Linked DNA regions of Homo sapiens: region 2 is linked to region 1. Evidence: read pairs that join two places in POLR2A ChIA-PET (ENCODE). Cell type or tissue: Panc1. All regions are shown on one strand. Each heading gives the region's core, and the rest is flanking DNA. Links, peaks and the distances in the headings are about the cores only.

The links. Peaks named below come from ENCODE experiments on the same cell type or tissue, not always from the same donor. Only the 100,000 strongest peaks of a DNase experiment are listed, where the experiment ranks them.
Region 2: POLR2A ChIA-PET joins it to region 1 with 5 read pairs; 5 of 35 experiments call an interaction of 5 or more read pairs at or near these places.

The regions. Positions count from the first base shown.
Region 1 is chr2:173,171,119-173,176,195 of GRCh38, forward strand. All of the region lies in intron 3 of MAP3K20 (mitogen-activated protein kinase kinase kinase 20), which reads left to right. Among named protein-coding and RNA genes, the nearest start is that of MAP3K20, 98 kb to the left of the region's middle. In Panc1, for the core only: no CTCF peak of the experiment used is centred there; no DNase peak of the experiment used is centred there; H3K27ac peaks cover 3,670 bases.
Region 2 is chr2:173,222,149-173,227,225 of GRCh38, forward strand. The region is part of intron 11 of MAP3K20 (mitogen-activated protein kinase kinase kinase 20); the gene reads left to right. All of the region lies in intron 2 of MAP3K20-AS1 (MAP3K20 antisense RNA 1), which reads right to left. Among named protein-coding and RNA genes, the nearest start is that of MAP3K20-AS1, 57 kb to the right of the region's middle. RefSeq lists an enhancer at 1-73. In Panc1, for the core only: no CTCF peak of the experiment used is centred there; no DNase peak of the experiment used is centred there; H3K27ac peaks cover 1,415 bases.

The DNA of each region.
Region 1 (5,077 bases), core at 310-4,309:
TCTTATAAATGTGAATACCCAAGAATGGGTTATATTGTTGGTTGAGGGGGAACCATACCTCACATTTTAAGTCAGATTTCTGATTTAAAGTTAAACCTTTCTCTGACCCATATACCATGTGGCTCCTTTTTTCCGTGTCCATTGTATCTACTTCTTTTTACTAGTTATATTTACTTTTTAAATCTGAATCCAGTGTTCTGATCCTCGTTTGTGGCTGATGTTATTCCTCCCTAAGAAAGTGTGACACTCCCAAGAGACTAGAAACTCTGTTTCTTATTATATACTCTTGATGTTTAATGCTTTTTGAAAATATTTTTGGCCAACTAATGAGCTATTCATGAAGTTTTCTAGTTTCTTGAGGTGAGGGTGAAGGATAGAAAAGGGAACTTGAGTGGTGATATGAAATTCTTTCTCCAAGAGTTTACTCTCAGTAGGAAGATATCAAACATTCTTAGCCAGCATATTTCCCCTAGGTCATCTCATCTGAAAGAGGGAGAAAGAATCCAGGAAGTTTTCTTCCATTCAGTATTTGTATCAGACTAGTCAATCCTTTATTTCATTCATCCCTTTAGCATTCTCTACTCATACTTGCACCTACCCAAATTCTTCAGTTAAATTGATTAGTTTTTTATGGATCTATATCTCTTTCCCTGTAGAGCCAGTAAGTAAGCAACTGGCTTTACATTGTTTAGTTAACATTAAACCTAAAGAATTAAAACAACACAAGTTTCAGATTATGAGGCAGTAGTAGATTGTATATTTATAGCTCTCTTATTGACCTATGAGATTGATTATTAAAGAGACCTGTTAGGTGAGTTTTAATGTTTTGAATGTATTGATTTGATATGATTATCTTTGTTCCTAGAGATGTTAGTTTTAATTAACTAAGTGCTTGTTTATGTGAGCCTTTCAGCCTACCTTGTACAGCTATGCTCTGTGCATGGGTAGTAGAAAATATGACAACTGAGTCCAGTTTGGGAGTGAAGAAATCACATGGATTAGTGATGACGACACTTACTCTGCCACTGGAAATGAGCACAAATAAGTCTTAGTATGAGGCAGTTAAGAGAGAAACAAAGATAGGTGGGAAAACTGACCTTGATCACCCAGCCCCAGCCAGATACCCCTCTGTGAACCTTATCATATTTATCAAATAGTGGAGGCTCTGAAGGAGGAAGCTTGGATGGCTTGAATCCATTCAATTTGAGGTAGTTTTTTTTTTTTTAATAGAAAAGGTTGTTGCAGCAGGCAGCTGTTGTCATTCATGCTGAGAACTTGAAAGAATGATTTATTAGAGTGGTGGAATGGAATGAGCAATGGAATGGGAATTGTGAGATGTGAGATCTTGTCTTGATTCTGCCAGAGCTTCATAGATGGGTCACTGATGATCTCTCTCTGTCTCAGTTTTCTCATGTGAATGAAGGGACTACAATACATGATCTCTGGGTGTGTATGTGTGTGTATACTTGTGCATGTGTGTTTGCTGAAACTTTTTTATCACAGACATATAAAACCTGCTTATCAGGGGAGCCAGGGAAGAGACTAAGAGGTAGCTGCCAATTTATTTCCCTTGGAAGGGAAATGAACATCTTTCTCCCAGATCTACAAAGAAATGGGGTGACAAGAAACTCAGAGTCCAAAGCCGAAAGAAAAGATACAATAATGGATCATCTTTTCTTTTCTTTTCTTTTTTTTTTTTGAGACGGAGTCTTGCTGTGTCGCCAGGCTGAGTGCAGTGGTGCAACCTAGGCTCACTGCAACCTCCACCTCCTGAGTTCAAGCAATTCTCTTGCCTCAGCCTCCTGAATAGCTGGGACTACAGGCGTGCGCCACCATGCCCAGCTAATTTTTGTATTTTTAGTAGAGACGGGGTTTCACCATGTTGGGCAGGATAGTCTCTTGACCTCATGATCCGCCTGCCTCAGCCTCCCAAAGGGCTGGGATTACAGGTGTGAGCCACCGCGCCCAGCCTGGATCATCTTTTCTTTGATCTTTGGAAACCTCTTCATTCTGTACTACTCCCATTCTTTTATTTCTGTGTGTGTGTGTGTGTGTGTGTGTGTGTGTGTGTGTGTGTGTCTGTGTAAAACATAAATATGTGAGGGCAGGGGGAGCTCCTGGGAGATGAAGGAAGGAGTTGCTGGATACCAGACCATGTAGCTCTTTTGTAGCAAGCCAGATTGGAGAGGAACCCACACCCAAAGTATCTGGTAATCTAAGAGTAAAGAAAGGGTGGCAGACTGGGTTCCAGGGTTCTGGTGAGAAGTGATTTAGGATCCCAGATGCCTGGAAATTGCTTTGTTCTCAGGGGCTGATCTCTTAAGTTACCTGTTCTGCGTTAGCCTCTATTACTCGTCTAAGAGAGGAGACTAGTTCTGCATGATTTCTCAGCAGGCCCAAATTCTCATTAAACCCAGCCAAGGAAAACATACTAATTTTTAAGTGCCCAATCTCATTTCCCTTAACTTGATCTTGATTTATTTTAAGCACAGATACATCTAATTTGCATGTTTTGATATTGTGCTAGTCTTTTTTTATTAGTCAATTAGAGACAAGTGTCACATTTTGTTATAACACATTTCAGACATTTGCGTAAATTTATTCTATTAGTTATAATTTAAATGAAGCTTGGTCTTGGTGACATTTTATTACAAAGAGATTTCGTGGTAATGGTATTTGTTTCAACAATTCAACAATACTGATACTATGTTTACATTTTTCAAAGCCAGCTATTATCACCGTAAAACTCAAAGGGAAGAATCATCTTATAAATGAAAAGGAAATTTTTGCTTAATGTGGTTCTTAATGACTTCAAAAAAAATGAAACAAATACTTTATACTAAAATCCAGTAAACTACTTTCTACAGAGAAGTGGTTTGAAAAGCATGTAACTATATGTGTATATAGTGAGTCCACAATTTCCAATGGGAAAACCAAAAGGATGAAAGAATTAAATGCTTATTTAAAATAGTTAATATGTTAGTTTAGCTATCCACGTACCTAAAGATGACATTTTATATGAAATAAAGGTAATAATATTGCCTTTCTTGCAACTTCAAAGTCATGAAACTATTTTATTTAATCATGTATCTTTTTTATTATACTTTAAATTCTGGGATACATGTGCAGAACGTGCAGGTTTGTTACATAGGTATACATGTGCCATGGTGGTTTGTTGCACCCATCAACCTGTCATCTACATTAGGTATTTTTCCTAATGCTCTCCCTCCCCTAGCATTAAATAAACGCCCCCGACAGGCCCTGGTGTGTGATGTTCCCCTCCCTGTGTCCATGTGTTCTCATTGTTCAACTCGCACTTATGAGTGAGAACATGTGGTGTTTGGTTTTCTGTTCCTGTGTTAGTTTGCTGAGAATGATGGTTTCAGTTTCATCCATGTCCCTGCAAAGGACATGAACTCATCCTTTTTTATGGCTGCATAGTATTCCATGTTGTATATGTGCCACATTTTCTTTATCCAGTCTATCATTGATGGGCATTTGGGTTGGTTCCAAGTCATTGTTATTGTGAATAGTGCCACAATAAACATATGTGTGTGTGTGTCTTTATAGTAGAATGATTTATAATCCTTTGGGTATATACCCAGTAATGGGATTGCTGGGTCAAATGGTATTCCATGTCTTCATCATCATTAGAATGACTTTTTAAAGTTAACATGGTTTTCGGAGTACAATGTCTTCACTGTAGTGTAAGATGTTTGAAATATCATGCTTTGGGGAAATCTCTGTATTATACTATCTCTGGATATTTATCTCAAGCTACAAGTACCCAATGGCATAACATTAGGATTGTTGAATATTTTAGTCCCATATGCTATATTTGTAGTCATAACTGACAGCTTTTCAAAGTGATCTTTAGAAGACTTGTTTTCAGTGACATCCCGCAGTTGGAATTGAGAGTTCATAGTTCCAGGAATAATTGCTCTGTGTTAAATTTTGTTGCCCCTCCCTACTTCCCTCCCTCTCTTTTGTCTTATTCATATAGGTGACCTTTATAAGCTTTGAAAAACTAGCTTTGATTGAGGTCATCTCAGACTTATATATTTTTCCCCAAACAGTATTTTGTTGTTCAAATAAATTAATGGAGAGAGCATCTTAAAATATGAGGGATTTTAGAAGTATCTGAATATAAGTTGACTCATTCTTTTCTTAGGTATAGTTTTACAGGACTGCAGTTGCCATCTTTATAATATCCACATGACTGTTCCAAGTGTAAACATATTTATCTTAAGAACTGTGTCATGCCTAAGAGCCATTCGTAGGTTGCCGCTTGTCTGTAAACTGGCCTACTTGTCCTTATGAATAATGAGGGCTGACTAAACTTGATTGAAACGTGAGGAACTTTGTGTTTGTAAAAGTTAGCAGTGTTTCTTATTTCAAGGGTTTTATGGCATTCTCTTGCTTATTCTATTAAACCTTTTATTCTTTAAACCTTACAGTGGGCCATATGTATGAAGTTTATAAAGTATTAATGATCTTCTTAACCAAAACAAGAAAAAAATTCCAAAGAGTTCCCAGTTCTCTACTGTTTTATCATCTCAAAAGTTTAAATAAGATGTTCTGCTGCCATTGTTGTTTTTACTGTTTACTATATTAGCACTTTCTCTGATGTGCTTTGGAGGTTGATTGATGAATTTCTTAGGCGTTTTGCTGGAATTAATTTATGGGTGTTTGACTAGATGGTGAAGAGTAGACTGAGAGAATCTTCAAGTGACCATGTCATTGTTTTCTTGCTGTCTTGTCTTGGTGATTAAGATGCAATTCTTTTTAAAACCAAATGGCACTGGTTATCATGTTTCCCAAATCAGAAATCTATTTTAGTTAATATTTTAAAGAAATATGAAGCCACAGCAAAAACCAGTATTATTTTTACTACAGAGTGTTAATGGATGTAAAGAGGTTAGCGAGATATAGTGTTTAATTAATGATGTTTATTTTCACTATATTTAATGAATAATCTTTTTATCTCCTTTAAAGAAAAATAATGTTTATTGGTTAAAGGTAAGAAATAATAGTTAAGACACCAATTTAATTTCAAGATCTTTGACTGTATTATGCA
Region 2 (5,077 bases), core at 487-4,486, 51 kb after region 1:
TGAGCCATGATGGCACCACTGCACTCTAGCCTGGGCAAGAGAACAAGATCCTGTCTCAAAAAACAAAAAAAAGAAAGAATTGATAGTACAAAATCCAACAACAATACTGAGATGATCTAAGAAGGTTATAACAAAATGCTCTTCAGAAATACCTAAGTGCTGAGAATTTTTAGTACTAAAGAGCACAGCTGCTCAAAGTAAAGCCTGAGCAGTGTTCTCAGTAATGTATTTGAAGGAAAAATACCCTGATTTGAAACCAACAGCAGATGTTGCAAACTTTCATACCACTGCTGGCCATGGAAGCCTCTTAACAACACACTGTCATTTAAGGCTGTGCTTGTGCTTTATACAAAGAGAAAGAGGTGGTCTTAAGGGGATGCTTCCAGGGGGGTGAGTTCATGCCTCTCCTGTATTTTCCAGCAAGTGGGGTATGTGTGGTGGTTTGTTTTTTAGAGGGGCATAATAATCCAGGATTCTAAGCATATGCTCAGCTATTTTAAAGAGGAAATTAAATATTATAAAAGAAATAGTAAAGATAAGTTATCCTCACTTAGGCAAAAGCACAGGTCCTTTCCATATCAAGTTTAGCCTACCAGGGTTGTTTTTTGTTTTAACCCTGCTTAATAATGTTGGTGTTTTAGAAGTAGATACAGGCACTGCTCTGAAAACCTGGCTAGCCAAGGATATTCTCAGAATGTTATCACCTGTTTGTCAAAGCTTGTTTAAATTATAAAACACTTTTAATTATATATATGAGGCAAAAGAACTAAGACTTTTTTCAAACTAAATTAGAAAGGAGTGTCATTATTTGACTGTTAAACCAAAATATTTTTGGTGGGTCTTTTTATGGAAGTTTAAAGAAAGGACATCATCATAGATATGATCTAACAGTATTTCTAACTATATTTGATCATTAAAAGCCTCTTGGAATTTGAAGCGTGACGTGTTTCTAATGCCCCTTGAGAGGTGAAAAATACCACATAATGATCAGTATGCTGTGCCAGCTTCATTTGGGGAGAAATAACTAGTAGAAAGTTCTGGGTGTGAGGTGTACAGCAGTCTAGGTGGCATAGTGATGAAGAAAGGGATCAGAGTCTGACTGTCACTCAGAATCCTGGGCTCAGTTGCTTGACAACCTTGGGAAAATTGTTTTATCTTTGTGCGTCTGTTTGCTGATCTTCAGCGTGGGAATAATAACAGTACCTACTTGAAAGGATCATTGTGCGGATTAAAAGAAATAATATATGTAAAGCACTTTAACACAGCACCAGGCCCACGGAAAGTGGCTAATGTTAGCTACTATGAATGGTGCCAGTGAAGACACTGAAAAATAAGTGATTTCAGTAACCTTCTGGAAAGCTATCAGTTTCAAATAATATTTTCTCTGTAGTATGAGATGAAATTAAAAGTGGATAGCTTTCAGGAAAGATAAAGAGAACATGCTTAGAATGTAAGCTAAACAGATTTTTTCTGTTGCTCTTTGAAAACTATGAGCCCTGGCCAGCTTAACCTGGTCTGAGGTGAGACTAAACACAAAAACAGTAGATAAATCTCTCCCTAAAAGATGGATTCCCCCACATACCCATGCTACTAGTTTCTCTGTCTATTCACACATATGTACAAATACATGAACACAGCCTGTCTGTGCTCAGACATAGAGAAGTACTACCTGACTTGAGTCAATGCACCCAAGAAGAAAAGCTTGGAGTAGAGCAGAAGGGAGGGCTTGGGACTCCTGTCTTTCCAGCATGCCCTGGGGTGCAGTGGTCAGCCACCTGAAGAGAGAGCCAATAGCATGGGGTTTACAAGGCAAAGATAGTCATTCATTCAACACATATTCATAGAGCTCCTTCTCTGTGCCAGACACTGTTCTGGAAGATAGCTAGATGAAAATCTTTGCACTCACAGAGCTTACATGCCAGTGAGTGAAGATCGATGATAAATAAAGCAAATGCATCATATGTTCACATTTGATAAGTATATGCCAAAAAATGAAGCCGGGAAGGAGGACAAGGCCCATGGGTGGGTGTTGAGGTTTTTAAAGTGTGGTCAGGAAAGGCCCCACTGATAAGGTAACATTTGAGCAAGTCTGAAAAAGGCAAGGGGATCTTTGGGGCTAACTTCGGGATCCCTGCACTTTATGTAAGAATGTAAACCTGGAGTCTCATTTAAGAATGATCAGCAATACGTTTAGAACATATGAACTGAATGAAATGGACATTTTTTCTTAATTTATGTATAAATCCATATGATTATACATAAAGTTCTGATGCATTAATAAAAGCAGCCAAATAGGGCCAAAGAGAAAAATAACAGGACTCTGTACTGGACCTAACTTTATCATTAATTAGGTAATATTTTCCTCATTTCTTTACTGCTGCCATTTTCCTCACCAGTATTCCAGAGATGGTCATAGCTCATTACTCTACCACCAAGAACCTAAAAGGAATTAGAATACAGCAGAATTGGCCTCAGTGAAGAGCTTAAAATTGTTCTCCTCGTAGAACTGGACTATTGATCATTACCACGTGACGTTGGCTCTATTACTTTCTGTTCCCAATGTCCTTCTAGTGGTTTGAAAATGTTAAAACATCCCTAAAATCTAAATCATATAATCAGAATTCTATAGTGTCCCACTCTATCTGTAAAGATCATTTGGAAGACTTTAGACTCTATTAATTTTAAAAGGAATATTTATTAGCCATATGCAGAATTTCTAATGATGATATTGTACAGCTTCTAATTCACTTTTCAGATCAGTGTTTGAAATGGCAATTATCAGTGTTGGATTTAGTTCCAACTACTTGATTTACAAAAATGTACATTTAGAGGTTAAAAGAAACAGTGAGAAATGTAAACATTCAAAATGATAATTGAATCTCTCAGTTGTGGGAATAATTATCAGAGACATGCAACTGAAAATGTCTCACCTTTCATCTTTTTTTCTTAATTCATAAAGTTATCTTGTAGAATTTGATGAGACCCTCCCTAGTCATTCTCAACTGGGGCGGTGCTGTCACCGAATGGTGTTTGAGAGTGTTGGGGCTAGGGCACATTTTTGGTTGTCACAGCAACTGGGGTGGCATTTGCTGCCCAGTGCCAGGAATAGTAACATTATGAATGCCAGGGACAGTGTGCTCAGTAAAGTCTTCCATCCAAAAGGGGCAGGGCACGGTGGCTCACGCCTGTAATCCCAGCACTTTGGGAGGCCAAGGTGGGCGGATCACCTGATGTCAGGGGTTCGAGACCAGCCTGGCCAACATGGTGAAACCCTGTTGCTACTAAAAATACAAAAATTGGCTGGGTGTGGTGTCACATGCCAGTAACCCCAGCTACTAGGGAGGCTGAGGCAGGAGAATCACTTGAACCCGGGAGGCAGAGGTTGCAGTGAGCTGAGATTGCACCACTACACTCCAGCCTGGATGACAGAGTGAGACTTCATCTCAAAAAAAAAAAAAAACAAAAAAAAACAACCCGGTAGCATTGTCCCTTCCCCACTGACAAACTTATCAAATCCAGAAGCTTTAGAGTTTCGTCTCTAATTATTTTTCTCCTGAACAAAATTACCCAAGTCAAAACAAAATGTATTTTTAGAATTACGGCAGCATACGACCTGAATTTTGTGAGTTTCGTGGCTTTATCTTAAATCACCATTTCCCTAAAAATGGTTTCTTTCTCCTTAGAAATGCTGGTGGCAACTTGATGAAACAGCCAAATGCACCAGGGCAGGTCACTTTCCCATTACACTGATTCCACAATTAAAAAAAAAAAAGAAAAAAAACTCATTGAGATAGCTACAGTTCTATAGGTTAATTTAAAGCCTCCTTTTTCTACTCATTTTTGAAAGCAAAATTACATTTTACTATTTTACATAACCAGTGAAAAGACGTTGAAAGCCTACAGCTCACTGTTTTTGGTGCTCTGGAAATGTTGAGGGTGGGTTTTTAACCAGTGATTTTTAACGTGCAGTGAATTTGTTAGACTTTTAAACACCAGCTAAGGTAGTCAAACTTGATCCCCATTAAAAATCAAGGAATTAGGGGTCGGGGGAGGGTTTAGGAGTGATCCAGAATGACCTCCCAGAATTACTGTGCGTACAACTTTATTTTTCAGAGTTTTCATTGGAATGGTAAGAGTTTTATGAAAGACAGTTTTAAAACTTATTCTGAGTTAAATATTAATACTTTAAAAAATTATTGTACTAGACTTATTGCAGCCTTTTGAAAGTAGCAGAGTTTCATCATACCACATATATAACAGAGCATAAATTTTCTATAATCAGGCACCTTTTGCTGCTTTTGAGTAAGACTGTTTTCCTGTTTAAGTGTTAAGCATCGCCAGACATAAAAATCTATTCTCTCCTCTCGATTGTAGCATAGCCTGACAGCTCTAGATACAGCATTTCTATGATGAAAAATGAGTATCCATCAGGAAATCTAGAAGACTAGCCGTGTTTTCTCAGACTCCACCTTTGTTTGCACTCTGTTGCCTGTGAGGAGCTTTCTGGCATGTGATTATTTACTTCAAAACTAGAGTTCCAAGCACCTACATTAATTATTTTATATTGTGTGCAGAATAGTATATCTTTTAATGTCAGATATGATACACTGCACATATTGCTTTTGCACTCTTAAAATTTTTGTACTAAATAATAGAAAATATTTATATTCTTTGAGTGTGAGCTTTGAATAGATGGCATTATCACTTTATTGTTTTTTTAACAAAAACTTTTTCTCAATTATTCTATTGCAATGTTATTCTGAGCAAGTCCTATGCCAAATATCTTGTATAATGTTTGTATGGAAGATTAAATTTTACTCTTGTGTGGTAAGACTATTTCAGTTACTGATTTTATAGTTGGAATTTGATATTCCAGCACAAAGTCCACAGTGTATTCAGAAATCCAAGTTGGTGTCATACATTTCATTTTGATGTGAACTTTTCTTTGCTTTCCTTTGTTCTAAGACTCCATTTTGCAATAAACGTTTTGACAGTAAATCCCTTTGTTACGTGTTGCTGTGTATATAAGATCCCTGTTAGATTGGATTCCCAACATCCTTTGAAGGAATCGTTGTCA